Linked DNA regions of Mus musculus: all the other regions are linked to region 4. The links are chromatin loops, found by intact Hi-C in ENCODE. Cell type or tissue: left cerebral cortex. All regions are shown on one strand.

Region 1 (5,000 bases), 80 kb after region 4:
GGGTCCCCAACGAAGGAGCTAGAGAAAGGAACCAAAAGAGCTGAAGGGGTTTGCAGCCCCATAGGAGGAACAACAATATGAACTAACCAGTATCCCCAGAGCTCCCAGGGAGTAAACCACCAACCGAAGAGTACACATGGTGGGACCCATGGCTCCAGCTGCATATGCAGCAGAGGATGGCCTAGTTAGTCATCAAATGGGAAAAGAGGCCCTAGGTCCTATGAAGGTTTTATGCCCCAGTGTAGGGGAATGACAGGGCCAGGGCCAGGAAGCAGAAGTGGGTGGGTTGATGAGCAGGGGGAGAGGGGACAGGGAGGTTTTGGAGGGGAAACCAGGAAAGGGGACAACATTTGAAATGTAAATAAAGTAAATATTTAATTAAAAAAATGGAAAAAAAAGAGAGAGTTTAAAAAACAAAAAGAGTGTGTCCTTGAAAGAGTTAAGACTTTTAGAGGTTCTAGAGCATTCCATTCTATTGTGAGAGTCTTGGTGTAAATTATTATAGTTTGTGGACACAAGGTAGAGTTTGAAATCCTCACCAGTAACTTGCCCTTTGTTCCTGTAATTATGCTGTTAGCAGAAACTTAGCTTTTAAGATGTCTTTTTGGAGCTTCTTTCCTTTCTGTTGAAACCTATTCTCTTTTTTTCCCCCCTAAATTGGCTCACCACTGAGCTGTAACAAAACTGAAATTAATGTCTGAAAAGCACCATACATTGTCTCTCAGTATATTCATGAGAACAAGTGTTTCTATTGAAAGCAGAGCACACTTTGAGTCGGGTATTCGATGCATTGTGTTGGGAATTCTGTAGTTTTCACTGTAAGGATAATGGTTTTCCTTTACAAAGACTTCTGAAAGAAAACGAAAGTGATTTAATGATGTCATTCCCAATAACACTTTGGAGTGAATTTTATCAATTCTGTATTATTCTGAAAGACAGTAAATCCCATTGCCAGGGATCTTATATTTTAATGTCCTTATTTTTGATAAAAACAGTGTGCTTTGGATGAGATTATCCCTCCATGGTTTTACTAGCTACAATCAAAACCAGCATATCAGGAACTCTCATTACCTTCTGGGCTGATCTCCGATCAGCTGTTCGGTACAATAAAAATAAAGCCTTCGCCATTCAGTATTGTTATATGATTAGCCCCACCTGCTTTTGGAAACTGAAATAGATGCCCACTTATTCTGAGTATGTGCAGGGCAATAAGCAGCCGTTGCTTTGGGACTGTCCTTTGCCACATTGGATTATCATTTAGGTAGTTAAACACAGTTGTCTGTGTTTATTCAAAGTCATCTTGCCTTTAACAGCAGGTACCTGCTGGAAGCCCCGTGAGGGGCTCTAACCGTGGACCACTCTCGGATAAGCGGGAGGAAGGGAGGGTATTGACAGATGCCGTTATGAAGCACAATGCCCACTTCTTAGGGCACTGCTGGAGGTCCCCATTTCCTCAGCCCGGTGCTCACAGCACTGTGTATCGTCATAGGAAGCAGCCTGGTTTATGTTTGTCAATGGAAATGGAGAAAACAATATAAAGCAATGAGTTTGAGTCACTTCTGTTTGCAGTATCTGTTACACTCCAGCTTTCTGTTGCTTGGTCTTCAGGAAATCCAGTTTGGTATGACAGAGAAGGCTGTGAGGACATGGGCACCTTTTCTCTCTGCAATGGAAATGGAGTATCTACTGCCATTCTTTGTGTCTGTAATAAAAGAAAACATGAGAGGACTTGTATTTATTTGTTTGTTTGTTTATTTATTTATTTATTTATTTATTTATTTTACTTTGTGTGGAAGCGATACTTGGTAATTTGGGGGAAAGTTCCTAGTTTCCAGTTACCAAAATGACATCAAAATACAAAACGTTTTCTTATCTGTGAAAAAGATAGATTTTTGGTTTTCTTGGGAAAACCATCCTTCTTCCTGGGTCTTGGGGGTTTTGATGGAGAAGCATAGGTCGATGGCTGTAGCCTATGGCCCAGCATCTCTTGAGAGCAGTCATCTCAGTTTGTGTTTGGTGAATGACTGCGCATAAGCAGAAATAACGGAGTGTGTGAAGTGGCTTTATTGGTTTTGGCATCCCGGGTTTCCTGTGTTTGGAGGCATAAATGCTAGCTAGGCTATGGAATCTGCTCTTCCAGTGGATGCAGTGTTTTGCCTGGACTGATCCGTGAGGGATGAAGTGCAGGGCCCACAACGTTTGACTCTTCCCCTGGCTAAGTTTGCATAGCAATGTGCGATATAGTCTAATCGGCAGAGGGGGACACAGAATGGACTCATGGGTGTCACCTTCTCTACTGCTGTTGAACTATAGGAGTTCCCGTTTCTCATCCCGGGGAGAGCACTGCCCACTCAGGCAGACAGGCTTCCCAATGGTTGTGGAATGTAGATGAAGCGGTTCCCTAACAAATGCTTTTTATCTCAGCACTTGGGAGGAAAGAGCACTGGTGGCCACTGTGACCATGTCACCTGAACGGTTTAGTACTTTCACGGGAGCATATGTGGGTCAGACTGACAGGCAGCATAACTCTAAATGCATATTTGGATGAATTATGAATCAAGCATACATTTCTGGGGGTTTATGATTTCTCCCCAATGTCCTGGTGGTTTCAAAGTGAACAATGACAAGGATTGTCATGAGCCACTGACTCACTGTGGTAGGATTAGCAAAGGTTTTAAGTTGTGGAGAAATGATTAATGATCGCATCGGAGCAATGGTTCACTCGTCAGTTCTATTTTCTTCAACATTAGCTAAACAAATAGCTAGCTGTCTCCAAAGCCTTGCCATCAAAATTCCATTTTGAGAGAAATTCCAATGAAAGTTGACCTCCAACACCTGAATCACGTAAGCGTTGGGTCGATGAGAAGGAGCCCTGGGGACAAGCCACACAGAGTTGCAAACAACTGTACAGCAGACCCGAAATGATCTCTTACAATTCAAGCAGGCTGTGTTCTTACCTTGCATCACTACATCTCTGTTCCAGGAAGGCTGCCAAGAGAGTGAAGCATCACCTACCCAGCCACCCCCGCGGTTAATTGATAGTTGAGTACAGGGTTGCTTGGCTTCAGCTTGCAGCAAATGTACACGCAGCAGGCTACAGTTGCAGCTACTGTTCCAACTGCTGATTCGATTGCTTGGCACCTTTATCAGGAGGCACCACAGAGAACATAGCAACCTTTGGGTGCTTTACCAAAAAGCAGAGAAGTCGGCTAGATAACCCCAGGATGAGTATATACAGAGGGCTTATCAGGGCGTTCCAAGTGTAGACGATCAAGTTAAAGGCTGCAGATAACAGACTAGATTGATAACAGTTTGTGCATCTTTTTTGTTTACAACTATTAATTCTTGTATCTACAGCCTCTTCCAACATTGGATACCAAAAGCAGGATTCTGCATACGACCTAGGATTAGCAAGTAGAAGAACCTCATGGGGCAGAGTTGAAGGCCAGGTTCAGCTGAGTGGGTAGCCCTCTGGAGTCACTGGTATATTACAGCAGACAGTAGACATGAGGGAGCTGTCTGCTGGCCATAAGGCCTTTTCTTCTCCCGCTTTATCCCCTCCTCCGTTCTTGCCAAACCTGCTTTACATTTGAAGTTGATTGAAATGGGTTTCACGGTTAAGCTGTCAAGTGCAACTCCACGATTTAGAGAACTTCTTTCTCTTTATTCAGTTGCTGCAAGAAATAGAAGGCTTTATGGTTTTTATTTTTGTTTTTGTTTTTGTTTTTTTAATCTGGATCTTTTTTAGCAGACTGGAGATGACTAAATCAGCATCCGAGTTACCCCCAATGAATGGAAAAGCGTTGTCAGGTGCACAAAATGGAGTGTGTGTCAGAAAGGCGGACCTTTGGTGCCAAGAGTTTGTTGTAGGTAATGACCCTCTCGGGTGCTCAGACGGTCCCTGGAAAACATTATGCAGAATTATACCAGCTTAGATTTGGCTAGCCTTGCTTCTTCTGAAAGCATAGAATGCTTTTAGCGTGCAGGTTATCTCATTTGTCTTCATAACGGTAGTGAGAAGTAGTTTTGTGGCAGGTGTAATTATCTCCTTTTTATGGAGAGAGAGAGAAAGAGAGAGAGGGGGGGAGCCGGAAGGAAGCAGAGAGCCACATAATGCTGGTGTTCTATTGACATTTTCTTTCCAGATAGATGATGATTCCTTAAAGGTGCCTGGACTTTCCTGGTACACAGGAGATTGCCTATGGAGGCCTTGTGCACAGTAGGAGGATAGCGACCATTTTATATCAGGGTAACCTTAGAGAAAGCAGTGTTTCTATTATATTCTATATATTATATGTGTTTTTGTATGTTGTGTGAATTGAAATGACTGTGAGGGAAAGGGAATTTGTTCTGAAAAATGAGTTAAAATCATCTTAATCCCTATAAACTAGGAATTTAGCTTGCCTAGCAGTCTGAAGCAGAACCAGATGTTGTTTTTTAGGGGGAACGCGGCCTGACTGAGCACTTTGGTCATGGAATCTGGGATTGTGCCAAACTTAAAGCATTGTCATATCAGAGATGGTGTGGAGAAAAATGATGTAAAATTGCAGAAAAAAAAATGGACTCTTTAAAGAAAAAGGTGTTTGGTAAATTAACTAGATTGTCAAGAGACTTTGGGTTATAGTTGAAGAAAGTGTTAGGTGGGACTTCATTAGCTACAATACAGGCTTTTCTGAGGCAACAGAGACTCTGTAGCGCCAATGGCAGTCAATAGAGAAGTCAATATATTCTGTCATGGGCCGAGGAAAGTGGTCAGAGTGGCTGGCAGCTTGACGGTAGCAAGAACAGGGGATCTTTCTCCTTTTTTAAAAAATTTAGTTTTTAGATTCTAGGCTTCCATTTTATGGTCTCAGATGACTATTCTTATTTTCCAGTCAGCGGGGATAGCGGGGAGGATGTGGAAAATATCTCCAAAGTGAGCAAGCCAGGATCCAACATTTCAAGCTGTGTCCACAAGACGTAGTTGTGCAACCAGACCTAACTTCAGAAGAGGCTTAGAA
Region 2 (5,000 bases), 74 kb before region 4:
AACACAAGCAAAGAGGGTTTTTTAGTTTTTTTGTTTTTGTATAACCCAGACCCCCGTCCCTCCTAAAGCACAGACGACACACGGAGCTCCGATAGGCAGGGCTATGTTAAGAGGCTTCCACACAGCAAAAGGAGCACGCAACAGAGGGAAGAGACAACTTACAAACGGGAGAAAAATAATTGTAAATCATCTGACCAAAGACTAACATTCAGGATACATAAAGAATGCAAGAAGCCAGTTACATCAGTAAGGAAAGCAAAGATTGAAAACTGCTCAGAAGATCTTGACATGTCTTCCCCATCAGAGTGGCCGTTATAAAAAAAATGGATCATCAGCAGACCATCAGTGAGCCCTGGCCAGCAGGGAGCCCGTAACAGACCTCGTGCAACTTTATGAAGAGCAGCTCCGAGGTTCCTTTAAGAAACTAAAAATAGAGGCGACTGCAGCCATCATAGCACACGTGGGAGTTTATATCTAAAGGAAGGGAAATTCAGAGACCAAAGCCAGGCTGTATCCCCAAGGGTCTATGAAACACCATTCACAGGAACCCAGATACAATATGGACCTTGGTGTCCATCAAGAGATGCAGTGATAAAAAAAAACTGTGATATTTATACGTAATGCAACATTTATTATTCCCCACAAAAGGATGAAATCCTGTCATTTGCAGCAAGATGAATGGAACTGGAGGATTTTTAAGTAAATTAAGCCAGACCCCTAAAACAAAACGCTGTGTGCCCCCTCTCATATGGGAAACCGCAATATGTTGATACAAAAATAGGATGCTAATGACTCGTGGTTAGAAAGGCAAAGGCTGGAACAGGAAGCAAACACATCACTAGTTTCACCGTGTCTGTGATGAATAACAGAGAGAAACATTTTAAAAACTGTTATAGACACGTGAGCTGGTGGTGGTGGCATCCACCTTTAATCCCAGCATTTGGGAGGCAGAGGCTAGCCTGGTCTACTGAGTAAGTTTCTACTCTACAGAGGGTTACAGGATTGCCTGGGCTACCAGAGAAACCCTGTCTGAAGAGCCCAAAAGGTTTCTAAAAACGTGTAAATTAAAAAAAAAATCACTCACTGAAATTAACCAGACCTAAAGTCAGTCTATTTCAATGAACTTCTACATAGTTAGAATATAAAAATATAATATTTTAAATATATATATTTATTGTAGTGTGTGTGCATGTCTGTGTGTGTGTGTCTCTCAGTGTGTGTATGTCTTTGTGTGTGTGTCACAATGTGTGTTGAGTGGAGGTCAGAGGACAACTTGTGGAAGTTAGTTCTCTTCTTTCACTGTATGGGTCTCAGGGATGCCAGTCAGGTTTGGCCCCACACACTGTTACCCACTGAGCCATCTCACCAGCCTGATAAACCATTTACAAGGAGGGGACACGTGCTTTGGATCATGATTGTGGCGTGTCAGTGCCGGTGGGCTGGCTCCCTGACTGTGGGCTGTGGCGAGACTACCACAGTGGGAGAGTGGCGGAAAGGTTGCTTCCCTGTGGCATCCAGGAAGCAGGAAGCAGAACAGAGGAGACTAACACAAGATCTGTTCTGCAAGGATTCACCCTGGTCCATGCTTCCCCTGGGAGCAGGCTCCCGTTTGGAAACTCTCAAAGACTCTCAGATAGCACCACCAGCTGGAATCCAAACATTCAACACGTAAGGCCTACGGAGCCATTTCACATTCAGACCATAAGAGAAGGTGAGAGGGAGGCTCGATAACATGCTTCCAAACGTGAGTTCTAGTGTTCCATAGCCCATCGGTGGCACTGTTACCCCAGGAACATTTTTTTTAAGTAGAGGAGAGGATTTTAAGTTTGGGGTTTCCAGACTTAAAGTATAAAATGGTGGAGCCATCAGCCAAGCAGATTTCATCACTACACACTGTACACACATATTGAAATATCATTCTGTGGCCCATAAGTATATGAAGTTATAACTGGTTGATTAAAAGATTAAAAATAAGGGGCAGGAGAGATGATTCAGTGGCTAAGAGAGCTTGCTGATATTTCAGAGAACCTGGGTTAGGCTCCCAGCACCAACATGGTGGCTCACAACAGTCTGTAACTCCAGTTTGAGGGAGCCGGTGCCTTCTTCTGACCTCTCTGGGCACCAGGCATGCAAGTGGTTCATATACAAACATGCAAAACACTCAAAAAAAAATAAGAAAAGAAAAAAGTGAAACAGTAACCCACAGCATGGCGGGGGGGGGGGGGGGCGTGTAATGTAGGCAAAAGGTATATCTTACAAAGGACGTAATCCAGAATATTTGTAAAGTGCTCTTACATCTCAATAACAAAAAGACAAATAGCATACTTTTGAAAAGATCAATAGATTTGTATGTAGATTGTAACTGGCAGCTTAAAGGCATTCTGAGTAAGCCCATGCCCTAATTCCCGGGACATGAACAGGGAGAGTCGTTGCTGTGCACATTTGGATGGTAAGTCCTGTGGTGCATGAGTTGCGTTTCAGGGAAGCTGGTTTTTGTTTTTTCTAGATTTAAAAAAAGTACTAATTTATTCTTTAACCTTTTTTTTTTTTTTTTTTTTTACAGTCTAGACTTTATCCGCCTCCCAGTCCATCCTCCAATGTTCCACATCCTTCACCTCCTCCCTGCCAGCCCTCGACTTCATGAGGATGTCCCCCTACACACACCAGACCTCCTCATTCTCTTGGCCCCAAGTCTCTTGAGGGTTAGGTGCATCTTCTCTGACTGAGTCCAGACCTGGCAGTCTTCTGCTGTATATGTGCTGGTAGCCTCATATCAGCTAGTGTCTGCTGCCTGGTTGGTGGCTCAGTGTCTGAGAGGTTCCAGTAGAAGCTGTTTTTAAGAACAGTGTAAGTCACTGTCTTCTGTCTCCCACCCACCCCACAAGTTATTTTCACCTCACTCCCTTGCTTTTCCGAGCTCTCTCTTTGAATTTGGTTTCTATAGCTTCTGTATCCATTTAAAAATCATTTGGGGTTATTGTTGTAGACTACCATTGACCAGTACTGACCCACACAAGAACTTGTATGTTGAAAAAAATTTTAGACAAAAGACCATATATTAGGGCTGGAGAGTTGGCTCAACACTTAAGAGAAATTGTCGCTTTTCCAGAGAACCTGGGTTCGATATCCATCACTCACAAGACAGCTCACAATAGTTTGTAACCCCAGTTCTAGGGCATACAACATCCTCTTTTGATCTCTTCAGGCATCAGACATGTCTGTGGTTCATATACGCAGGTAAAACATCCATACACATAACAATGGGCATTTCTGTTTGAACAGATCTGTAGAACTGTAGAAAATGTGAACAAATAGATAGTGAGAGAAAGCAGATACACTTTTATAGGGGGCTGGGCTACAAGAAAACCTTTCAGGGTCATGAATACGTTTATTATTTTGATTGTAAGCATTTCATAGGCGTATACAAAGGTTAAAATTCTATTAAGCTACACAAGTAAATACATACAGATTATTGCATGTCAATTGTACTTTTACAACACTGTTAAGCATCTTTAGATTGTGGACCGGCAGGATGGCTCAGTGCGTAAACGTGCTTGATGGACAAGCCTGGACGTTCCCCCTTTCTGGATAGCATTTCTATTGATCCTGGCATTACTTCAGTCTTGTGGATGCAGCCATTTCTAGGAGACACTCTTTCATAGCAGACTTCCTGGTATTTTGGCGCTTACAATCTTTCCACACCCACTTCTCTGATGATCTCTGAGCCCCTGATGCAGGAGCTGTGATGTAGATGTATTTGAGCTCCCCATCATCCGTTCATCTGTGTAGTGTGTCCAGTTGGGGTTTCTGATGATCTCCATCTGCTGTAAAGAGAAGCTTCTTTGAAGAGCGGAGGGAGATTCCCTTACCTGTGGGTCTAAGATTCAGATTTAGAATCTAGGAAGGAATTGTGCTGGTCTAGTCAAGTGCTGGCAGTAGATTCCTTCCTTCTCCCCCTGCCTTCTTCCCTCCTCTACCCTTCTTCCTTCCTTCCTTCCTTCCTTCCTTCCTTCCTTCCTTCCTTCCTTCCTTCCTTCCTTCCTTTCTTTTGTTTTTGTTTCTTTCAAGACAGGGTCTCTCTGTGTAGTCTTGTCTGGCCTATCCTGGAACTCACTTTGTAGACCAGGCTAGATCTGTCTGTCTCTGCCTCCTGAGTGTCTGGATTAAAGGCATGCTTCATCATTGCCCAGCTTTAAAGAAGATATACTTTTGTTTTTTAAGTCTATGAAAGAGGTGTAATCTCATTCATTAAAATTCAGATTAAAACACCATTAACATGAGCCTTTCACTCTCTAATTGGGCAAATATTTATATATTTCAGAAAATGTGATGATTTTAGAGTGAGATACATCTTTTTGGTATCTTACCAAGTGCAACGACTAAGAGAAAGTATCAGAAGATGTACAGAACTTCATGTGGCCGTTACACTCCTGAGGATCTCTCTCTCTCTCTCTCCCCTTAGAATTTTTGAAGAAAAATATATAAGCAAAACTTATCATGCTCAGTAAAGTTTCACTGAAACTTTCAACAATGTCAACAATCAACATGTGTCTACAAGATAGCATCTGAAAATTATAATTCAAATATTAGATTTTTACATTTATTTATTCTTTTACATTTATTTAGTGGTGTTTGTGTGTATGTGTTTGAGTATATGTGTATCTGTGTGTGTGTGTGTACGTCGGTGTGTCTGTGTATCTGTGTGTGTTTGTGCATCTGTGAGTCTGTGTATCTGTGTGTGTTTGTGCATCTGTGAGTCTGTATATCTGTGTGTGCTTGTGCTTATAGAGGTCTGAGATCAACTTGTAGTGTTTGGTTCTCTCTTTCCACCATGTGGGTCCTGGGGATGGAACTTGGCAGCAGCTCCTTTACCTTCTGACCTTCTGAGCCATTTCTCTCAAGCTGCCACCTCCTTCTTCTTCCTCCTCCTCCTCCTCCTCCTCCTCCTCCTCCTCTTCTTCTTCTCCTCCTCCTCCTCCTCCTCCTCCTCCTCCTTCTTC
Region 3 (5,000 bases), 220 kb after region 4:
GAAGGAGCTAGAAAAAGTACCCAAGTGCCACAGACCCTCTGAGTCCCTGGTCTGCAAGGAACGGGATTACTTAGGCAGATGGGCAGAAGAGTCGGATGTAGTGACAATCAGTCAAACACACAAGAGAGGTGTTGAATCTGAATGTAATTTTTCAGTCGAGCATCAGATTTTTATAATACAGAATAAATTGCAGAACAAGGCACATTGAATTTTTCTAAAGGGGTCTGCATCCCTATAGGAGGAACAATAATATGAATTAATCAGTACCCCACAGAGCTGTGCCTCTAGTTGCATATGTAGCAGAGGATGGCCTAGTCAGCCATCAATGGGAAGAGAGGCCCTTGGTCTTGTGAAGATCATATGCGCCTGTACAGGGGAATCTCAGGGCCAGGAAGCAGGAGTGGGTGAGGAGCAAGGTGGGGGCGGGGTTGGGGAGAGTATAGGAGGCTTTGGGGATAGCATTTGAAATGTAAATGAAGAAAATATGTAATAAAAAAAGAGGCTCTAAACTTGTTTTAACCAAAAACGATGGTTTATTGGGGCATTTTTCTCTGTGCACCGGAGTTCTGGCATGGTTGGAGTACACATTGCCCTGGAAAATTGATGATAAAATTAGAAACAGAAGATGGATCTGGTGCTAATAGAAAGGGGTTTGGTGATTCTTTCAGGGTTCTCTAGAGGAAAAGATCCATCAGGACATCTAAATATTTAGAGAGCTACTTATGGAAGTAGCTTATAAAGTTATAGGTGTTAGGAAGTCTAAGATCTGTGGGCATACATACCAGTGGGCTAGACGGCGTACTGTTGTGGGAAATCCACACTCAGGTCTTCCTGCTTGCCCAGTGAGCACTTCACTATCAAATTGATCTTCACAGACCCCTCAGATGGGGTTTCTGCATTTATTTATTTATTAGATATTTTCTTTATATACATTTCAAATGCTATCCTGAAAGTTCCCTGTACCCTCCCTCTGCCCTGCTCTCCTACCCACCCACCCCCACTTCTTGGCCCTGGCTTTCCCCTACACTGGGGCTTATAAGGTTTCTGCATTTCTTAAGGTAGAGTTGCTAATGCAAAGAACCTTGGCCTCTGCTATTAAGGCTTATAACTGATTTGAAGCCTGCCCTGCCTATTGAGAGAAATAGGCTTTACTTAAAGAACGACCCACAGAAAATATAATCACTCTTAATAAATGTCTTCATAACAACATTTAGCCTGGTGTTTGACCAAATGCCTGAACTCCGTAGTCCTGGAAATACAACACAAAAAAATTAATGATCACTGACCAGCACTGATGTCTCCAAACAGACACATTTCAAAACTACTTCCGGGACCCCAACTGAGCAAACACTCTCGTCTTGTATTGCTTTCTTCTGTCTCTAAACCCTTCTTCCTCCTTCCTTGGTTCTTTACTTTAATGCAGCCTTAATATTCTATGAGAATAGCCTTCATCTATGACTGGCAAGTGTCATACACACTTGTGATTAGGCAAGCATTCTTGGCCAATAAACGGGTAGATTCTGCTGGACATTAGATACTGGAAGCCTTCTACACAAAGGACGTTCTCTGCCTCAGGATGAGCATAGAACTACTCTGTGGGTATAAAATTAAATATTTAGAAAAAACATTGACAACATATTCAGGTTTACTTAGGCATTCAACAATAGTATGCTTTTCCCTTTGGCCTATGACCTCCCCAATTGTATGTTTTTGATGAGGTAGGTAGCCTTAGATGTTTGTTCTCTCCAATCAAATAGTAGAACAGTTGGTTACACCTGATAGTTTCATGACTTCACTCATGACCATTTCTTGCTTGGAGGTTAGTATCCTTGCAAGGATAACCATAACTAGGTGACACTGTCGGTGAGTTTTCTTCCCTAGCAGCCTTCATAGCATCCTTTAGCCCTGGAAACACTTGCTATATTTTATCCCATACTTTGCAAAGGGGAGTGGCAAACAGAAGCCACATAGCTCCCAAGTGACACATGATAAACAATGACTGGAGTGCTCATATTTTATCTCTTCACTGCAGTCCAATCAGATGTGCACTTTTTAGAGCAGGGCGACAAGATGGCCTCTCCCACTTGTCACATGTCAGGATGGAACGTTCCTCTACAACTGGCGTTAGGAAACCATGTTTAAGAAGTGAAATAAGGTGACTACCATTCTGCTGTGCAAAGCCCACATTAGGGAGGAGGATGAAGACATCTCTGAGATGGTAGGGGCTGGCCAGGGAAGGAAGACATCATCAGGAGGTACCACGAGAGGCTGCATGCCAAGCTATAGAAGCCAGGGCTGCTTTTCCCCTTCACTACCTCACTTGTGTAGTCTGTTCCCTTCCTCCTGGCTCAGGACCGATGCCAGCTCCCTACGTTCTGCGGGCGGAGGGGGAAACCTAAAGGCATACCCACAAAGTGGCTGAATCACCACTTCCTCCTATGAATACACAAATGAAATCCATATTGTGTAACAAGCCCACAGGAAAATAAAAAAAAAGAAGAAGAAAGAAAAAGAAAGAGGGGAAGGTTTGGCAGGCACGGTAGAAACCCAATCTGGAAACTACAAATTTAAAAACAATTATTTTAAATTTCATATCACAGACTTCCTTTGGAGGCTTCCGTTCACAGCATCTATATTAGGATATCCTCCTGGGAGTGGAAACAGAAGCATTTCAGAGCTCCGTGCTGCCCAGAGCCCAAGGATTTTATAGGCTACATGAAAGCATACTTGAGTCCTGTACTGCAGATACGGTCTTTTATTCTGATATATCATTTCATTCAACAGTAGTAGACATATATACGTGGTCTGTTGATTTGCAGTTTGGGAACAATTTCAGCTTGCTTCCTTCCAGAGAGCATTATTAACAGCCAATGGCATACGGCTTCAGGCTCTTTCACAGGTGAGAGGGGAGGTTTAAAGAGAGGGCCACAGAGCGCTCTGCGGGTCCCCCCAGATAATTTACTGCCTGTCTGTGGTAATGGCTGAATGTATATATCTTTCACCATATGTAGCCTTCCATTTAGACCTCTAATCCATGCTATAGAATCAGAGCTGGTTTGTGAAAAGCCCTCCCTTGGAGTGGAACTAATTAACTTGCTGGTTCCTTTCAGATACTTTGACCATAACCCAGTGTGCCCTAGGAGTAACCCTGGGTAGGAAATGACCTAAACCTCCACTTCCAGTTGTGGTGATTATCTATTCTGATGCCGCCCCACCCCTAACCAGCCCTCTACTTTGCATATTAAAGTTAAGCTTCTAGCTATTGAGTCTCCATGCCTAGTAAGCTGGCCTGGTATCACAGCTACATACAGACTCTGTACATTATACAGCATGAGTTGAAAAAGAACTGTTTCCAAATTCATGTGCTGTTCACTGGTTTGAAAGTTGTATGAAAGGCAAGGTTTGTTCATTTTGCTGACCAAGACCCCTGGGTTTTATTTGTTTATAATGTTATTTTCCCATAGGCATTAGCATCTCCTTTTAGAGGGAATGGGGGAATGCCCCCTTCCTTTAAGATTTAAATCTAGGGACATTAATAGAATTCAGAAGAGAGCTTGGTCATTTGCCAGCTGATGGCAATTTCAGATCACTGGAAATTTTGAACAAAATGAAAAATTGCTCTAGCTCATATCAAATATCATAATTTATAGGAACCTCGTTATAGAAACTGCGTAGTTCCTATAATAGGAAATTTCCTATGTGCAGATATTTAATCAAAAACACAAGGCAAATGAACTAGGACCCGGATCGATGTAAGGGAGAGTAAAGCTTTTATTTTGACATTTAAAAATATACTTAAAGAGCAGGAAAGTCATTCCGTTTCATTTCCAGAACTCCTAGTACTTTCTAAAAGTCCAACAAAGCATTTAAATACTAAATCACATAATTTTCTAGCATTCAATTCTGTTAAAAACTAACAAGCTTTTGTTCATATATTACTGGGAATTCATTCATTCTATATTTATTTAATCAATATATATCTTTTATTCCCATAAAGGATAGTGGTGATCAAGATGTAGCCCACTATAGGACCTTTAGGAAACTATACTACATTTACTTTAATGTCAGCAATCTAGGGTTCGTGGAAAATATAAACCCCGATTTTGGGGATGTGTTGGCAACAGTCAAGGGGTGGTTTATATTAGTGTTTGTCGCTCAGAAGTGGGACGTCAGCATCCTTTTAGGACTGAGATGTTTCTCCGACACACCATGGTTTTATTGGCTGGCAGAATATAAAAGGTGTCAAGACTATAAAATCATTGTGATAAATCTCTCATAAGAAGATACCTGTTCAGCACTTTTAATTTGTTTTACTCCATGAATGACATCTAAATACCATCTTAAATTATGAATGTCCAACCAGCAAAAGATTTTACCTCATCTACAACAATTATCATTTGAAGCTCAATGAAATAGCTATTTATGTTTATATAAAAGTTTAGCTTCCCGCTTAAACAACCAAATATATGTATGCATGAATGCTATGTGTGTCCATGTGCATAATGGAATACTAAAAGCCTCATAATAGAGTATTAGATTTTAACATTTGATACAAAAACTTTTATGTTTAATACATTATAAAACATTTAACTATAAAATATTTAAAATAAAATACCTGGAAACAAGGCTCAGGTATTGCCTCAGCTTTTTAAAGTTAGGAAACGAGATGTGCATCTCACATGGGAGCTTGTGGAGAGGCGTGACACGGACCCACAGGGGCAGTCTGCTGAGGAGGAAAGACGAGGGACATAAGAGCATACAGTACATTGAATCTCAATTCATTCCCTTCCAGGGAGCACCTGTCTAGTGTCAGTCTGTCCAAGTCTTTATGCCACCCAGCTTTGTCTCTTACTGAAGCAGAGCCAACCAATTTTCCCAGAAATTTCATTTTCTGTTGTCCATGCTCCTTTCCGCTAGGCCTTTCTGGAGGGCCACTCAGGATGCTGGCAGGTGTACATTCTGTTTCGTAGGGAGGAGGGTTCAGTTTCTTTTCTTTTCTT
Region 4 (5,000 bases):
ATAAATTCCACCCTTCGAATCTTTTTTTCATGTTCAAACACTTTGAAAAAGTTTTATAGTTGGTTAAGGATGCAGTGCAGGTAATAATTGGAAGGTAGAGCTGTTGAAGCTGAGAGTTATCTTCAAGGTTGGTTTCAAATCAGGGCCATTTATTTATTTATTTATTTAAAATTTACTTCCAATGGAGAGGCTGTGTAGAGTTCACATTCACTTATGCACTCTTGACCAGCGTCTTTGGACCTATATCACTGCCTGGCTTTTGCACTGCCTGCCTATGCTTGGGCTAAAGGAAAGTGGGGGTGGGGGGGTGGGGTGGTAATTGAGGACTAGAGAAAGATGTTAGCCAAACCCTGCAATCCTGCTACCATGTCAGTGGTCATTGTCTTATTTTAGGACTTGGATTCTGTTACTTTTTGACAAGAGTCCAAGTACATATGTAAATATTCCTTATGCAAGCTATCAGATGCTGGCGAAGCAGGCATGTGGCCAGAGAGCCCCTGAGAGTCTAGTTCTCCTCAGTGCTACTGATACTGTGTCAACCCCTCTGCTTTCCCTACAGAAATCCTACGAACATATGGCTAAAATAAGAACGGCCAGGGAGGCACCTTTAGAGTGCAACTGCCCAGCAGGTAAAACGGCCCTCATTTAACAACGTTTCCTTCACAGCAGAACTCTGGAAAAAAAGAAAAAAGAAAAAAAAGGGGGGGGGTGTCTTGTGCTGTCAAGTCTACCTGTAATAATAGTGAAGAAAGACTGCAGGCCCAACCTGCTTTAATAAAACCAACATGTCTCAGTCCAAAAGATGGCAGAAAAGCCCTAAATATTGTTTTATGCAGCATGCTAAGGTCTGCTATGGGAAAGCAAGGAAGCCAGGGATGGTCACCATGAATAATATAGACAAGATGGTATGTAAAGACAGAGTTCTTAGAGTCTCAGATTGAAAGTCTTCTGTGATCTTATTAGACAATGTCATAATTTGTTGTTGTTGGTGGTGGCGGTGAAAATGGCTGTTGAACTCTTAAGACTCTGAATTCCCTGGTGTCTAATGCTTTACCAGGACAGGGTTGTCTTGTGCTTTTGGTAAACAGATGTGCAAATAACCTTTACCTCCTCGCCAGCTTGGATTCTGTCGCATCAACAAGGCTCACTCTCCTGTCTTGAAGCAGAAGACTAAAGCTATTCTTTATCTTGAGCTGCCATTATGAGCTATAACAACCTCAACGCCCTCTCAGGACAGGTTCTTATGTTTTTACTGGATTTCTGTGAAGTTTTAGGGAACTGTTTTAATGACAATACCTAAGAGAATTAGAAAAGAGAGGCATTAATGAATATCACTCCTCCAACCCCCATCCAGTCAGGGTAATTGTAACTCTCCATTCACAGACCTCTGAGAGTTGGTATTTATCTGTAGATTTAACAATTTAAAAGGTCTTGGATGAGGGCCATTGGAAACATTGACTGGATTCAAGAATATACGTCATAAAACCCCACGAGTGTTAGTGTTTTTTTTTTCAGATAAACACTGTAATTCATTTATTACGAACGGTCTAGTTTCACTTATCAGGCATGTAAGGTGATTCCTTTACATTTTATTTAATGTTTAAGAATATGATACTTGGTGCTTTATATAGTTAGGTGTTACATAGTGCCACTTGGTCAAGGGCGGATCACGTCATGAAGGATGGAGATCGCACAAGACTACGTCATTTATTGATGATGTAGCCATTTCAGTTCGGGTAAGTGCAGTGTAGGAAGTTATCAAACAACACAATTCTCTCTGTTAAGTGGTGAATGGTTGTGTATAGAAAGACTAGTTTCTGAATTTTTTTAATATCCTGAATTATTATTATTTTTTGCCACCGCCAAAACAGCTGCCACCTTACACATCAGCTTAAAATATGAACACCAGGTTGTTATAGTGTATACACTTGAAAACCTTTTTTACAAATTAAACTTAGTGTGTGTGTACAATAGCATCTGTATGGAAATCAGAGAGCAGCTTGCAGGAGTTATCTTTGTAATTCCACCAAGTGGATCCTAGGGATCAAATCCAGGCTTTGTGTGTGACAAGTGCCATCCCACTGGCCCTATGGCACAGTGATATATCCAATTACATTCGTCACCATACTGGAAATATATGATTTTTCACATAAAGGCTTTTGACTGAGAAGACAGTTCTGGAAAGATTGTTAAAACAAAAGAAAATCAAAATCAACCAACCAATCAACAACAAAAACCAACCCTCTTATCCCAGCTATGCAAAAGGCTGAGGCAGGGGGATGGCAAGTTCAGTGCTTGCCTAGGTTACAGCTTAGTAAGATTCAGTCTTAAAATCAAAAAGTTAAAAAAAAAAAGTTTGGAGAGCTTGATGTAGCTCAGTTTTAGAACACTATCCTAAAATGTACGAGACCCTGGGTTTAACCCTCAACACATGGGGGAAATATATAAAAACATACATACATAATTATATGTGAATATTTGAAAATTTAAGCTACCTCTTACGTTAGAAGAAAAATCAAGGAGGTCAGACTTGAAAATGTGGCTTTCGTTCTTAGTTGTTTTAAGTTGGGGCAGACCTCAGGACTCAGATATTTAAGGAAGTCACATTTCCATCAGAGGATTAAATACATAATCACCTCATCGCTGCTTGGGATTATTTAAATTCTGCAGACACCTGGTGCTGAGAGTCACTGACCCCACCCTTTGGAGTCCAGGACTTTTGGTATGTACTGTTTTTGCTAACTGTATTTAAAGCAGTTCGTGTTTAATTCGCTGGATTCTTATCGAGTTTGGTAAAAAGCTGAAAAGTGACCTCTCCTGCTCTGAGTTCTATTATCTGTGAAGATATGGTTCATGATGTTAAATGTAACCTAATTATCACCAGATCTGGGAGAAAGCTAATATGTTTAGAGTTGGCCTTGTGTATCTTGGGAGATTACAGTGGAGTGTTTCTCATCATAACAGGACAATTTAAATGGGATTTCCTTGTTTTTTTTTTTTTTTTTTTTTTTTTTTTTGGCTCTCAGTAACAGCTGCTATATCTCATCGCCACCACTAGAGACCCACATCACATCAGATTTTACCTGGCTTCTTAAGCAGAAGGTGTGTGTCTTCCAGCACATGGAACCAAATAATCACTGTTCTGGAAACACTTCCTTTGGCTTGCGTAATAATCAGGCATTACACAAAATAAAGACCCTGTATCCTGGAGAGAACCATTTTGAAATACAGTCAGTCAGTGAGACATTGTCTCAGGGAATGAGCGGGCCAGCCAAGGATTAGAAAGGAGATACAGCATTTCCCACCTGGTTTGACTCTTGCTGTGGCTCACTGTGACTAAGAGTTGTCACAAAGACATCTGTTTGTAGGACAGAGCTAGACAGGCCTGTGACCTCAGCTCAGTTCCTGTGGACAGGTGCCCATCCCTTGAAGTTGACACTCTTGTTGACAGTCTCAGGAATAGAGCCAAAGGCCCATGGTGGGGGGTTGGGGGGGGGAGTAATGCTATGTTGTTTGTGTTTGCTTTAATAGCTTTTGATAGACCCAAGTTCCTGAAGGGGTTTTCCAGGTAGGACGTAAGGAAATAATACAATCTCTGGTTGGTTGTTGTCCCCTTCTCGTAAGAGGGAGCTTCTGTGGGAGACGGCTGAGCTATTTACCAATAGTTTTGTAATGTAAGAGATGCACTCTCTAATTTCCATAACAACTCTTTAAGATTCTGAATTCCCTGGCGTCTAATGCTTTACCAGGACAGGTTTGTCTTGTGCCTTTGGTAAACAGATGTGCAAATAACCTTTACCTACTCACCAGCTTCTAGGGAGCTACTTTTATAGATGAGGAGGCCACGACTCAGGGAAAACAGTTAATGTACTAAAGTCAAGGTGAGAATTCATGCCCACATCTGAGGGAAGGGAAGTCGAAGACTTACTGAAGCATAGAGAATGAATGTTTAGAGCAGGTTACCCCCAGGCTGGGATTCTGGATCTGCTGTTGCTGCTGCTGCTGTGTGTCCTTGGTTGAACCAAAGAACCGAAGTGTGTTCCGTTTACTCATCCTGAAAAAAATAACCCACACACACACAAAAAAATCAGACAAGTCTTTCTTGTAGGGTGATGGTTTTTGTGAACACTCAGATGTTTTAGTGGGTATGTGTGAAGTTGTAGATGCTGCCTTTTATCTTTTTGCCTCTTCAATGTGCTACCTACACTTCACTGCTAAGCTACACTACTGAGCCAAACCCTTAAATCAGTTCTTTTCCTTGCTACTTAACTCTAGTGCACAGAGTTACAGGTTATAGGTGAGAAAAGGATCTTTGAGATGCTTGCCCAGAACTGAGTGTCTAATGGACAAACTCTGAACTAAAGCTATGCGTAACTGAAGAGCTATGCGCGTTTGGTTCTTTATAGATATTGATATTAGTCTCTTAAGTTACGTTTATCAACAGAGAGATCTTTTGACATTGGGGGTGAAGTTTGACTAAAGTACATAGACCTTGGGCTACTTGAGCGTGGGGTAGTAAAACATATCTTTGAAATTTTGAATTAGATATTTACAGATAGCTGACCTATCCGACTCATCTGTTTCAAACTTATTTTTAGTAGCTTTGCTGAGGTATGATTTATATTTCAGCCACTTTAAGGATTGTAATAAATTTGTAGTTGGGCAGCTATCCACTGTGGTCTAGTTTTAGATCATCTCTGTCTCTGTGACAGCTCACATTTACTTGGGAACTCAAGAGAAGCTTTATTTTAGAGAAGTTTTGCTTTGGAGAAACTCCAGAAAGATGAAAAAAACAACAACAGAAATGTTATCCATCAAAGCTCTTTTTAGCAGAGTACTTTTGAGGTAGCTGAGTCTTGGAGGTACCATGGGCATTGGGGGCTGGGCCTCTAGAAAGTCTGACCTTCAGATGAGAGCATATGTTGGCTCATTCTGTGGATAGGATTCTGTCAGGGCTCTCACTTGGTGTCTTACATAAAAGTATATATAAATCAGGCATG
Region 5 (5,000 bases), 200 kb after region 4:
AAGGGCTTAGACAGGGAAGGGTGTGGGATACAGGAACATAAAGGACAGGGCTAACCCCAAAGGAAGTGGGCACAAAAACCCAATGTGCTCATGTCTCTGTAGTAGAATGTGAAGGCGATGCAATCTTTTTCCAGTTGTGGAATGATCGAATGCATGCAAGAAGGAAGCAGATGGGCAGTAGTGAGTGCTAACACATTATGTTAGCACTCGGTGGAAGTGGGGCTAAGGGGAGAAGAGGGTAAGGTAAGGGGTGGGTTAGCTAAAACTAGGGATGGATGAAGAAGATGTATGGAAACCTGGTTATTAGGCTAATTTCGAAATAAAAAAAATTAACATTAACAACAAAAGAGTTTGAACAGAATTACCCTGCATGGGTGGACAAAGTCACTATCTTTTATCAACTCTTCTCTCTGTCTCTCTGTCTCTCTGTCTCTCTGTCTCTCTGTCTCTCTCTAAGGGTTTCTCTATGTAACCTGGTTATCCTGAAACTAGATCTATATAGACCAGGATGGCCTTGAACTCACAGAGAGTTCTGAGATTAAAAGTGTGTGCTATCTCCCCAAGTCTTGTCATCTCTTACCAGGGGTTTTGATGAGAAGAGAGGTTTCTCATCCATTCATCTCTTCCATTTTGTTTTTCATGTTTGGTTTTGATCCTAAATTTAGAGGCAAGGCCCAGAGTTCTCATCTGTACCTCGAACTTCTTTAAACTTTGGCTCACTCTTTGTCAGCAAGATACCTAGACATGGCTGAGGAGGACTTTGTGCAGTTCATTGGCTCACTAACGTTATGTTGGAAGTGACTCCCTATAGATGTCTGCTTCCAGTTGTCATTATAATTTACTCTTCTTCAAGCCAGTGTTTTTTTCTAGGTTTAACATATTTAAACTCTCATCTTAAAACTTAGTTTGGCCTCACCATCTCTCAAGTATTGTGATATTCTTCAAAAGCCCTGTTACCTTCAATGTATGCCATCTTGCAAATGCCTTCTGCCCCACAGTTTCTGTGGCATTTGATTGGTTTCTGGATTTGTGATTGAATATTCGAGAAAGACATGTTCAGAAATAGTGTCACTCTGCTTTGGGGGTTTCTCCAGAAGGTAGTACTGCTTCATTCTTATCCCTTTTCTTTCAAGGCTATTTTTTTTTTAATTTATTTTAGATTCTCTTTAAAATACTTAGTAAAACTATTGTTTTAACTTCATGTTTTAACTTCAACTTTAACTACTGTTTTAAGGGAACATCTTCATGGAGAAAAGAAAATAAGTTAATTCCCAGTGAATCAATAATTGTTATTTATTTGTAAGTGAACAACAGTTCGTCAGGATGCCTCTGGTATCTCTGATGGTGTCTCCATCCCTGTGAATATTCATATGTCTCTTCTGTGAATTTAAATGTGTATTTTTTCTTGTTTGTCAGTTGAAACTTACTCAATTTCTAGAGCTCCTAAGTTCCCTGCATATATATATATTTTTTTTTCTTCTTCTTCTTCTTCTTTTCAAAGGTGGTTTCTAAAGTTAACCATGTCTATCACAAGTGAGCTTGCTCGGTTTCCTTGGTTTAGTGATTTTATACTACAAATGTCCGATTTCTAATCTTAAAGGAGAGTTACAAATATCGGAATATTGATTGCATGATTTGGGGCAAGTCTATAAGTTTGTATTTTCCTATATAGTAGGGCCCCACCACGTATATTTACTTATTTAATTCTGTCCTGATCTTTGAAAATGCCTTGAGTGTGCATAGGATTCTCTCTTTGTTCCAAGATACAGAAAGAAATCCAAAAGCCTACTGACACTTTGGGTTTTGCTTATAAAGCTGGGTCTCCTAACATCTTCAACTGATATCATTGCTTATTTATTTATTTATTTATTTATACCCTGCTATCAACAAAGATGGTCATACCTCTCCTGTTTGAGGCTGGGGGGAAGCTGGGTGGGCCACCAGTGTTCCCACAGCTTATGGTGGTGTTTATTTGTAGCTGATAACTCTGACTCGTGGTGACAGTCGGCCGTGTCCCTGGAACTTTCCAGAGTTTAGAAGTCATCAGCTCCACTCAGCAGTTCATGCCTCAGCAGCAGGCAGCTCTGTGTTTTCCTTGGCGTTTTCTCCCAGCAAGACTTAGAAGCCCTCAGTACTTATTGTGGGCTGATTGCTCTCTTCCATTCACTTGAGCCATAATTCACTGGAAGCTATTTTCACCCAAGGAAATGCAGACAGAAGCTGTGTAATTGAGAACAATGTCTTCAAGTGCAAATGGCTAGAATTTGATGCAGTGAGTCTGATGTCCTTATAGGCAACTCACTGAAGTAAAAGGGTGTTTGATTTCTTTTTCTTTTTTTTTTTCCTTTTTTTTTTTTTGACTCATGAATGGCATCATCATTAAGGCTAACTGTTCATTAAGTGATAATGATCTTGTCTCTGTAGAAAAAAAAAACAGACTTAAAATTATGACCATGAATTTATCCGAGTGACAATCACTGAATTCCATTATATTCACATTTAACAGAAATAATCTAAGCTGTATTCTTCTTTGTGTATGTTTTTAGTTGATTGCTATCCAAATACATTCAGAAAAATCATGTTGAACCTGACTGAAGACAAACAATAGTTATATAGATTTGTTTCTTATAATTTGAGGCCTTCAGAAAATAAATAAGGCGTTTCAACTGCTGGCTTAGCAAATCTGTTCTGTATTGATGGTATATCAATGAGATGAACAGAAATCCTGACTCTTAAGTATGTTTGATAGATAGTTGTTCCAACCAGCTTTGGGGGTGAGATGGAATAGAGCTTGGCTTTGCTGAAGCAGGAGAGTAGCAATCTTCATCAACAACATCTGGTCCCTTTCTTGGAGCTGGTGGTGAAAAACAGTGAACAGAGTCTTAGGAATTGTGTAGCAACCCTTATACAACTGGAAAACATGAAATATGCTACAAAGCATCTTTTATATTTCAGGTCCTCCAGGGAAACGAGGGAAGAGAGGCCGAAGAGGAGAATCTGGTGAGTGTCTGCCTTGTGCTACTCAAGTTCTGGTGTAGTAGTTATGTTTATTCCCATTAATTAATAGTGATAGTTGCCTATTGGAAGGTGTGTGCAAGTTTGATACTTTTATTATATACGTTGAATTTAAGGGCAAATCCTTATTACAACAAACACTTAAGAAAGGAGCATTGGGAAATATTGTTCATTAGGGTTTAACAATACCCCCAGCTCCCGGGTTTTAGCTGCTTGTTGATCAAGGCCAACCCTTCTGTCCTGCATTCCGTAGTGCAGTTCGCATCCATATGTGGTATAGCAACATCACTCTGGGTCCTCTCTGGGGTGGCCAGCATGTGGGTATTTATCTGTCTCAGCACACTCACAAAAACATTTTGGAAAGCTGTTATTTTAATGAACTGACACACTGTGTCATACTGCTTGCTGTGCAGTTCTTAACGGGCTGTGGGAGGGGCTCCTGGTACAGCCTCAGAGCTTCAGTGGTGAGAGTGGCATCATTGATCAGTCTGGGGTTTCCACATTGTCACTGAGGAAGTGATGGGTCAGCCGACTCCAAGCCAGGGCTATTGCAATCCTTTGTCCTGGCTCCCACTCCAAGTTTGTGGGAGTTCCTATAGGGAAAGTGAAATAGCAAAGGCCAAATGAAGATACGTTTGTAACCACGATATAGCAATAAGAGAGGTAGGTTACTATTTTTACTCTTGGAAGTCTGAGATTTCAAAAGGGCTGATAATCCAGAAGGCTTCTTAAGAGAGCATCAGTTCTTTTCATGGTGACTTCGGCATGCTCTAAAATGGGACCTCCCACTATCTAATGGTAGAACTTACCAATAGTTAAGACAATCACTGGCCAAGTGTTGAAGTAGTAGAACCCCAGCTTGTCCTGCTGTGGACAGAATTTAGGACATCTCATTTTCCCTTGCCCTTTCAAAATAGATGGCAAAGTCAAAGGAATTGTGAAAATTCACCAACTGGGGAGGATGGTTGCTGAGTGCTTAGTGTTCTCAAGGGCTGTCCATCAGCCTCTCTGCATGTAGATGGCTGGAAACTTGGGTGGGTATCCCTTCATAAAGGACAGAGTTCACAATAGAGGCTTTTCTCATGTTCTTTAAAAACAGAGTGTTTAGGTTAGCATGTGGGGTAATCGGGCTCATTATCACATCTTTATGCATATGTGTTTAGGATCATTATTCACATTTGCCCCCCACCCCCGACTACCTGCCCCACCCTGCCCCGTGCTTCCTCCTCCAATTGGTCCCCTCTCTCCCCACCCCCAAGAAGTTTTGAGAGAAAAGAAATGACAAAATATTGTTGCCAGATAATCACCAAAATGATCTTTTGTCAAAAGAAAGAAATTAAGAAGGAAGAAGAAACATGTGTGCTTATGTAAAGTCCTATAGAGATAAACCCACCTCCCCACTGCCTGGTTACATAGAAGGTGGCGTTTGGAGCATATGGTATATAAAATACAGGGATGGTCTCGGTTTCTGCCTGTGTTCTGCTTTAAAGAAAACCATAGAGACACTAGGACTGAGCTCTTATGCATTGGCAGAAACGGTGAAGGTAGGACATTCTTCAAGGAACAAATGTTAGGCCTTGCTGATTCAAGTGTTTATCAAGCTCAGCTCTCTGCAATGATCCATCAAAAGCAACCGAGATTCTCCTGACTCGAATGCTACATAGGCCTGTATGTGTTACACAGTTTTCTTTCAGGTTCATGGACCTCTCAGCTTCGCCTGAACAGGCTTTGGAGAACCTGAAAGTTTGTCCAAATTCTGTGACAATTTGGCTATAAATTCATTTGTTTTGTCATCTCAAAGGTCTATGATTTAAAGAAATCTCTGGGTTCCAAGTCTCCTCTGTGTTCTTAGAATTGTGATGATGATGATGATGGTGGTGGTGGTGGTGGTGGTGGTGGTGGTAATTTATCTGTGAGTTAATTTTAACATTCATAGTCACTAATTTCTCTTTCTTTCTCTTTTTCATCTCTCCCCTCACTGCCCG
Region 6 (5,000 bases), 510 kb after region 4:
AGTCAATCACACTTATCCCACATGACTGTATGTGCACATTCCCACCCTCCATCCCCAGAGGAGAATGTGCGACCATATACTAAATAAAAACGATAAAAATGAGGCAGAGCCTAACTCCGAGAAAGCTCTGAAGCCATCTTTAAAGAGCATCGAATGCAGTGGTTCACAACCTTCCTAGCGCTATGACCCTTTAATACAGTTCCTCACGGGGTAGTGATCCCAAACTAGAAAAAATTATTCTTGTTGCTATTTCATAACTGTAATTTTTTGCTACTGTTATGAATTGTAATATCAAGAAGCTGTGCTCTACTTTATTTCTTACTTAAGAAGTAGGCATTGCTACCTTCAGTTTCCAAGGAGAAACTGAGGCTCAGAAAACCTAAGGATTTTGCTGAAGGTTGCACAGCTGGTCATTGGAAGAGCTAAAATTCAGGTCCACTAAGAACTCGTAGTATTATAACGAAAAGTGTAAGTACATTTAAAAAAATAGTATTTGGCAAGAGTTTTAATACACTGACCTTTGGGGCTGGAGAGATGACTCAGCAGTTAAGAGCACTGACTGCTCTTCCAGAGGACCCACGTTCAATTCCCACAAACTTTAGGTTAGGTCCTGTGGAGCACTAGAGAGCAGGCTTGGCTCCAGCAGTACGGAATCTCAGCCTGTGGGTTCTCTGGGCTGAAGCGCTACCTGGGCAGGAGCTAGCTTCATAGAACTCATTATCTGGCACTCACTCTTTGGACTCTGTAAATGTGTCGTTCTTATTTCTACGTGCAGACCGACCTGCGCTAGGAAGGTTACAGCATACAACAGAAACAACGGCCGTGCACTCACAGCAGCTCCATTCCCATCCAGACAATATTCTCCCAACTTTGCACCTGTGTTAGTTCCCATTTTATAACTCAAGTAAACAGTAACAGTGATCGCCAGCACACTCTTTCTTTTCGTTTCTTACTGTTTTTGTTTTTTTCTCGTTTTTTATTATCTTACGGGGAGAGGTTTCAGTTGTTTTGAGACAAGATCTTGCTGTGTAGCCCAGCCTGGCCTGGAACTTACTGGCTTCAGTCCTTCTGCCTCCGTATCCCGATCGCTGAAATAACAAGCCCATGCCACCCCTGGCTCTCGTTTATAGTCCTACAAACAGGCTATCTTCTTTATTAATCTGAATGGTTCATCTCCATTGTCAGTTTGGTAAGATCTCACATCACCTGGGTGTGTCTAGGCGAGATTATCTTGATTAGGTAGCTGGGGTTGGAAGAGCTGCCCCCTGTGTGGCACAACTCGGTGGGGTGGGTCCTGGACCACAGAAGAAGGGGGAGGCTGGCTGAGCGGCCACAGCGCTCCCTTGAAGGAAGGACTTCATTGTAGGGTGGAGCAAGATGGCAACCTCAGATCCTTTATCAGGTCTACCTCAGCTCCACAGGCAAATTGTGCCAGTCTTGAGATGGTCTCCAACCCAGGTCACAACAGCAGCCCAGTCAGTGTCTAGCCATACTGCCCTGCCAGCCAATGACATCTTGACTTCACCTGCCATCTTATCCTTCCTAAATCCACTTTCTTCCTTCTCCTCTCAGACGACTCACATTCCACAAAACCACTTTATACTTGTCAGCATCCTCTCCCAAGAGAGCCAATAGTCAAAGATGAGTTTGTCTCCTTTCCGGCAGGAAAACTCATTCTACATTCACCTGCCTAGCAAATAAGTCGTAGCAGCTTTCTAGTGCACTGTGATGCCGGCTCACGCTGCCGTAAAATACTTTATGCCTAGTATTGTTTTTTTTTCTTCTTCTTCACATAAACACAGTACATTTTACCAACAAGACATTTTATATAAGTATATGCTTCAAAATATTGATTTAAATATTAATTAAATTAATATTTCACTGTACTGGGTAAAGAAATGATTACTCAAAAACGCTTTGGAAATTAATTTCCAAGTTTTTGAAACAGAAACATACCGTTAGCATAGCACCACCTAGTGGTACATAGAAGGAACTGTTACTACTCCATCAATAAAGAAAAATGGGACCTTGCTGTATTGCAGTTGCTTTTGTCTGCCTAACATAAAGGCTTTAAAAGATGTTCTCATAGTCAAACAAACTGAGACTGTATGCATACTGAATCAGGCCTTGAACTCTGATATCTTTGGGTCATCTTTCCTTCCCAGAGCTTAAAGCACGGCTACCCCGTCTCCTCGTCCACACTGGTCCTGGCTACTGCACTTGAGTACCTCACAGCTTATAAACAGTTTGATCTATTGATGACCGAATGCCGGCGCTGGAGGTCAGAGCCTTTGTTCATCGTCTTAATCCTATGTTCAAGACCCTCTGAGTAAATGAATGAATCTTTAATAATGAGCTGCTAATGATCACCTTTGGAACTGGAAGGGTGTGGGAGACTCAACCGAGGGACAAATCTTGTAAACTTACAAATTCTATGATCAGAATGAATTGAGCTATGAAAGAAGTGAAGGCCACGGCCTGTTAGAGAACTAAAAGACCTGGCCAGAAAAACTATACAACCAGACTGGTCTAGAGATGTGTCCAGGACATGTTACTGATAGCCAATGAGAAAGGAACTGTCTCCTACCAGTCAGCCAATGAGAAAGGAACTGCCCCTCCCAGTCAGCCAATTAGAAAGGGACTGCCACCTCCAGTCAGCCAATGAGAAAGGGACTGCCACCTACCAGTCAGCCAATGAGAAACTACCAGTCCGATGAGCGTACACGTTGTGATTGCATCATGGAACTGTGGAACCACTGCCTCAGGAAGCACCCTAATGCGCTATACGAGGGGGCACAGTAAGGAAATCGCATTTACTGTGCATGACCACTCCATGGTATGGTTAAAGCTTTGATTGTGAATAAGAGAAGCATCCAGAATCCAGAGCAGAAAGAGAAAACAGACTGGACACGGCCAGGGCTAGAGCAGCCGTTCAGTGGGAGAAAATAGTGAAACAAGAAAGAAAATGGAAAGCCGGGCAGTGGTGGCGCACGCCTTTAATCCCAGCACTCGGGAGGCAGAGGCAGGCGGATTTCTGAGTTCGAGGCCAGCCTGGTCTACAAAGTGAGTTCCAGGACAGCCAGGGCTACACAGAGAAACCCTGTCTCAGAAAACCAAAAAAAAAAAAAAAAAAGGAAGGAAGGAAGGAAGGAAGGAAAGAAAGAAAGAAAATGGAGACAGAGAAGAGAGTAGAGTAGGGAGCAGGACACCAGGTCAGGGGTGGGGCTGAGGGAGTCTGGAGTCGGGCGCAGGCTTGGCTATGCAGCAACAGGTTTGTCAGTGTAGGGAAGTGGCTCCTCCTGGCCGATGGCGACAGGCTTCCCGACTTCCTGCGGAATGCTGGCTTTGCTCTGACTGCAGTCCAGGCTGAGTCTGCCCATCTGAGAGGGAGAAGAGGGCACTTGTGGACCTGACACCTAACGATGTAGTTGAAGATGCTGGTTGTGCCCGAGGAACAACGCAAGATGGAACTTACCGACGTACAGATCAAGTTAATTCAGTTAGGCTGGTTCTGGTGGCATACTTGATCCCTGCACTCAGAAAGCAGAGGCAGGTGGATCTCTTAAGAGTTTGAGGCCAGCCTGGTCTATATAGCAAATTCCAGACCAGACAGGGCCTGTGAGAGCCTGTCTCAGAAACAAAACAACAAAAAGTCCACACTCTAAAATGTTAATTAGAAAAATCATTTATTTCTGCTCCTTTCATACATCATGTTGTTCAGGAAACAAGTCTCCCGTATGCATCTGAAATTGCAGAGTAGCACACACACCATTTAAAGCACCACTGCAGGAACTGGCCAATCGTCCAAATATCTCAGCTCTCACAATATACTTCTCAATTTGCGTTAATTTCTGAAAATCAGAAATATCATGTCCAAAAGCTGATGATGGGTTTGTAAAAAATAATCACTTTATTCAATACCAAAGTTTTAGGAGGAGTATATTTTCTTTAAGAAATAAAAAACTAAGAAAAAATGCCGTTTAACATAGCTGGTACACTGGGGTAGGTCATCAAGGGAAATACTGTAATGAACTTGTCTCTGATCCCGTGACTTCCGGTCCTAGCTCTGCTGTGCTTGCTAGGGTGTCGCTCAGTGCAGCGTTTACACTGCTCTTCTTTCTTTTCCACATTGCAGGAGGGAGTGGGTCAGCCTTTAAAACTTCATTAACAGGAGCAAATCCGGGATCCACTGATTTCCTCTCAAAAGACACTAGCCCATCAGGTAGCCCCTGCAGAAAGAGAATTCATATCAGAAAAGGCGACCAGGAAGCAGCCATTCAAGAGTGCCTGGCGACTATGAATCTGATGACGTCACAGCTCTTCCTCAGCATCACCCCTGGTTCGTGATAACACATAACCAGGCTTCCTGGTCTCCTTCCTCCCAAAACATCACAAAGCAATGCAAACTAACATACAATTAGACACAGAAGGGCAGAAAAATGAAGACTATAAAGCTAAGCTTAACAGAAGCAATCTTTGGGCTCTCAAAATTATAACAAAAATTAAACCTTTTTATGGAAACTAGCTTGGATTTCAAAGCCCCTCGTCATACTAGAGGAGGCATGGGAAAGCCAGGAATACATGCCTGGAGCTGACCCTGAGTCCCCAAACTGCAAAGGTATCTGCCTCCATTGCAAGTGTCCAGAAAGCAGTTGCAGGCTTCAGCAGTGCCCACAGATGACACCAAAGATCAAGCTGCTTTCACTGACGCTCCGAAGCCCCTTTAAGGAACTGAATGAGGTACTCAGGTCCCAACCCTCCCTTCTGCCATAAGCACCTGAGATCTAATACCATGGAGGCATGATCAGGATCAGAACAAAACTCTGAAAAATGCTGTACTACTTACTACCCACACTACCAAATGACTGAATACACGGGAACTCACTGAGGCCCCCAGAGTGCCCCCTCTGATGCACCCTTACTATTCACTGGGTGAGGCTGGTCAAACCTCACTCCGTTTTCTCAACTATAAAATGGAGTTACTCCATGAGGCCTGAAAA

Evidence for each region. Peaks named below come from ENCODE experiments on the same cell type or tissue, not always from the same donor. Only the 100,000 strongest peaks of a DNase experiment are listed, where the experiment ranks them.
Region 1: it touches region 4 in a loop (2.6-fold over the local background); 2 of 42 quality-filtered maps call a loop at or near these places.
Region 2: a loop joins it to region 4, with 2.3 times the contacts of the local background. A loop is called at or near these places in 2 of 42 quality-filtered maps.
Region 3: it touches region 4 in a loop (2.6-fold over the local background); 3 of 42 quality-filtered maps call a loop at or near these places.
Region 5: a loop joins it to region 4, with 1.9 times the contacts of the local background. A loop is called at or near these places in 2 of 42 quality-filtered maps.
Region 6: it touches region 4 in a loop (4-fold over the local background); 15 of 42 quality-filtered maps call a loop at or near these places.

The regions. Positions count from the first base shown.
Region 1 is chr3:130,262,268-130,267,267 of GRCm38, forward strand. The region is part of intron 2 of Col25a1 (collagen, type XXV, alpha 1); the gene reads left to right. Among named protein-coding and RNA genes, the nearest start is that of Gm22682, 59 kb to the left of the region's middle. In left cerebral cortex, no CTCF peak of the experiment used is centred here; a DNase peak (open chromatin) is centred at 2,998.
Region 2 is chr3:130,108,075-130,113,074 of GRCm38, forward strand. No RefSeq gene overlaps it. Among named protein-coding and RNA genes, the nearest start is that of Sec24b, 50 kb to the left of the region's middle. In left cerebral cortex, no CTCF peak of the experiment used is centred here; DNase peaks (open chromatin) are centred at 400, 2,483 and 2,823.
Region 3 is chr3:130,398,507-130,403,506 of GRCm38, forward strand. All of the region lies in intron 4 of Col25a1 (collagen, type XXV, alpha 1), which reads left to right. Among named protein-coding and RNA genes, the nearest start is that of Gm22682, 200 kb to the left of the region's middle. In left cerebral cortex, no CTCF peak of the experiment used is centred here; a DNase peak (open chromatin) is centred at 2,482; H3K4me3 peaks cover 540 bases; H3K27ac peaks cover 607 bases.
Region 4 is chr3:130,182,206-130,187,205 of GRCm38, forward strand. Col25a1 (collagen, type XXV, alpha 1) reads left to right here. Exons shown (of 38, transcript NM_029838.4): 2 at 560-629. Among named protein-coding and RNA genes, the nearest start is that of Col25a1, 3.9 kb to the left of the region's middle. In left cerebral cortex, a CTCF peak has its summit at 3,062; DNase peaks (open chromatin) are centred at 3,174 and 4,076.
Region 5 is chr3:130,383,920-130,388,919 of GRCm38, forward strand. Col25a1 (collagen, type XXV, alpha 1) reads left to right here. Exons shown (of 38, transcript NM_029838.4): 3 at 2,956-3,000. Among named protein-coding and RNA genes, the nearest start is that of Gm22682, 180 kb to the left of the region's middle. In left cerebral cortex, no CTCF peak of the experiment used is centred here; a DNase peak (open chromatin) is centred at 2,133.
Region 6 is chr3:130,692,250-130,697,249 of GRCm38, forward strand. Ostc (oligosaccharyltransferase complex subunit (non-catalytic)) reads right to left here. Exons shown (of 4, transcript NM_025509.3): 4 at 3,668-4,229. The coding sequence ends at 4,211. It overlaps Gm36373 (a long non-coding RNA gene), which reads right to left and starts at 403. Exons shown (of 3, transcript XR_867641.2): 1 at 1-403. In left cerebral cortex, a CTCF peak has its summit at 1,976 (motif pointing left); a DNase peak (open chromatin) is centred at 2,596.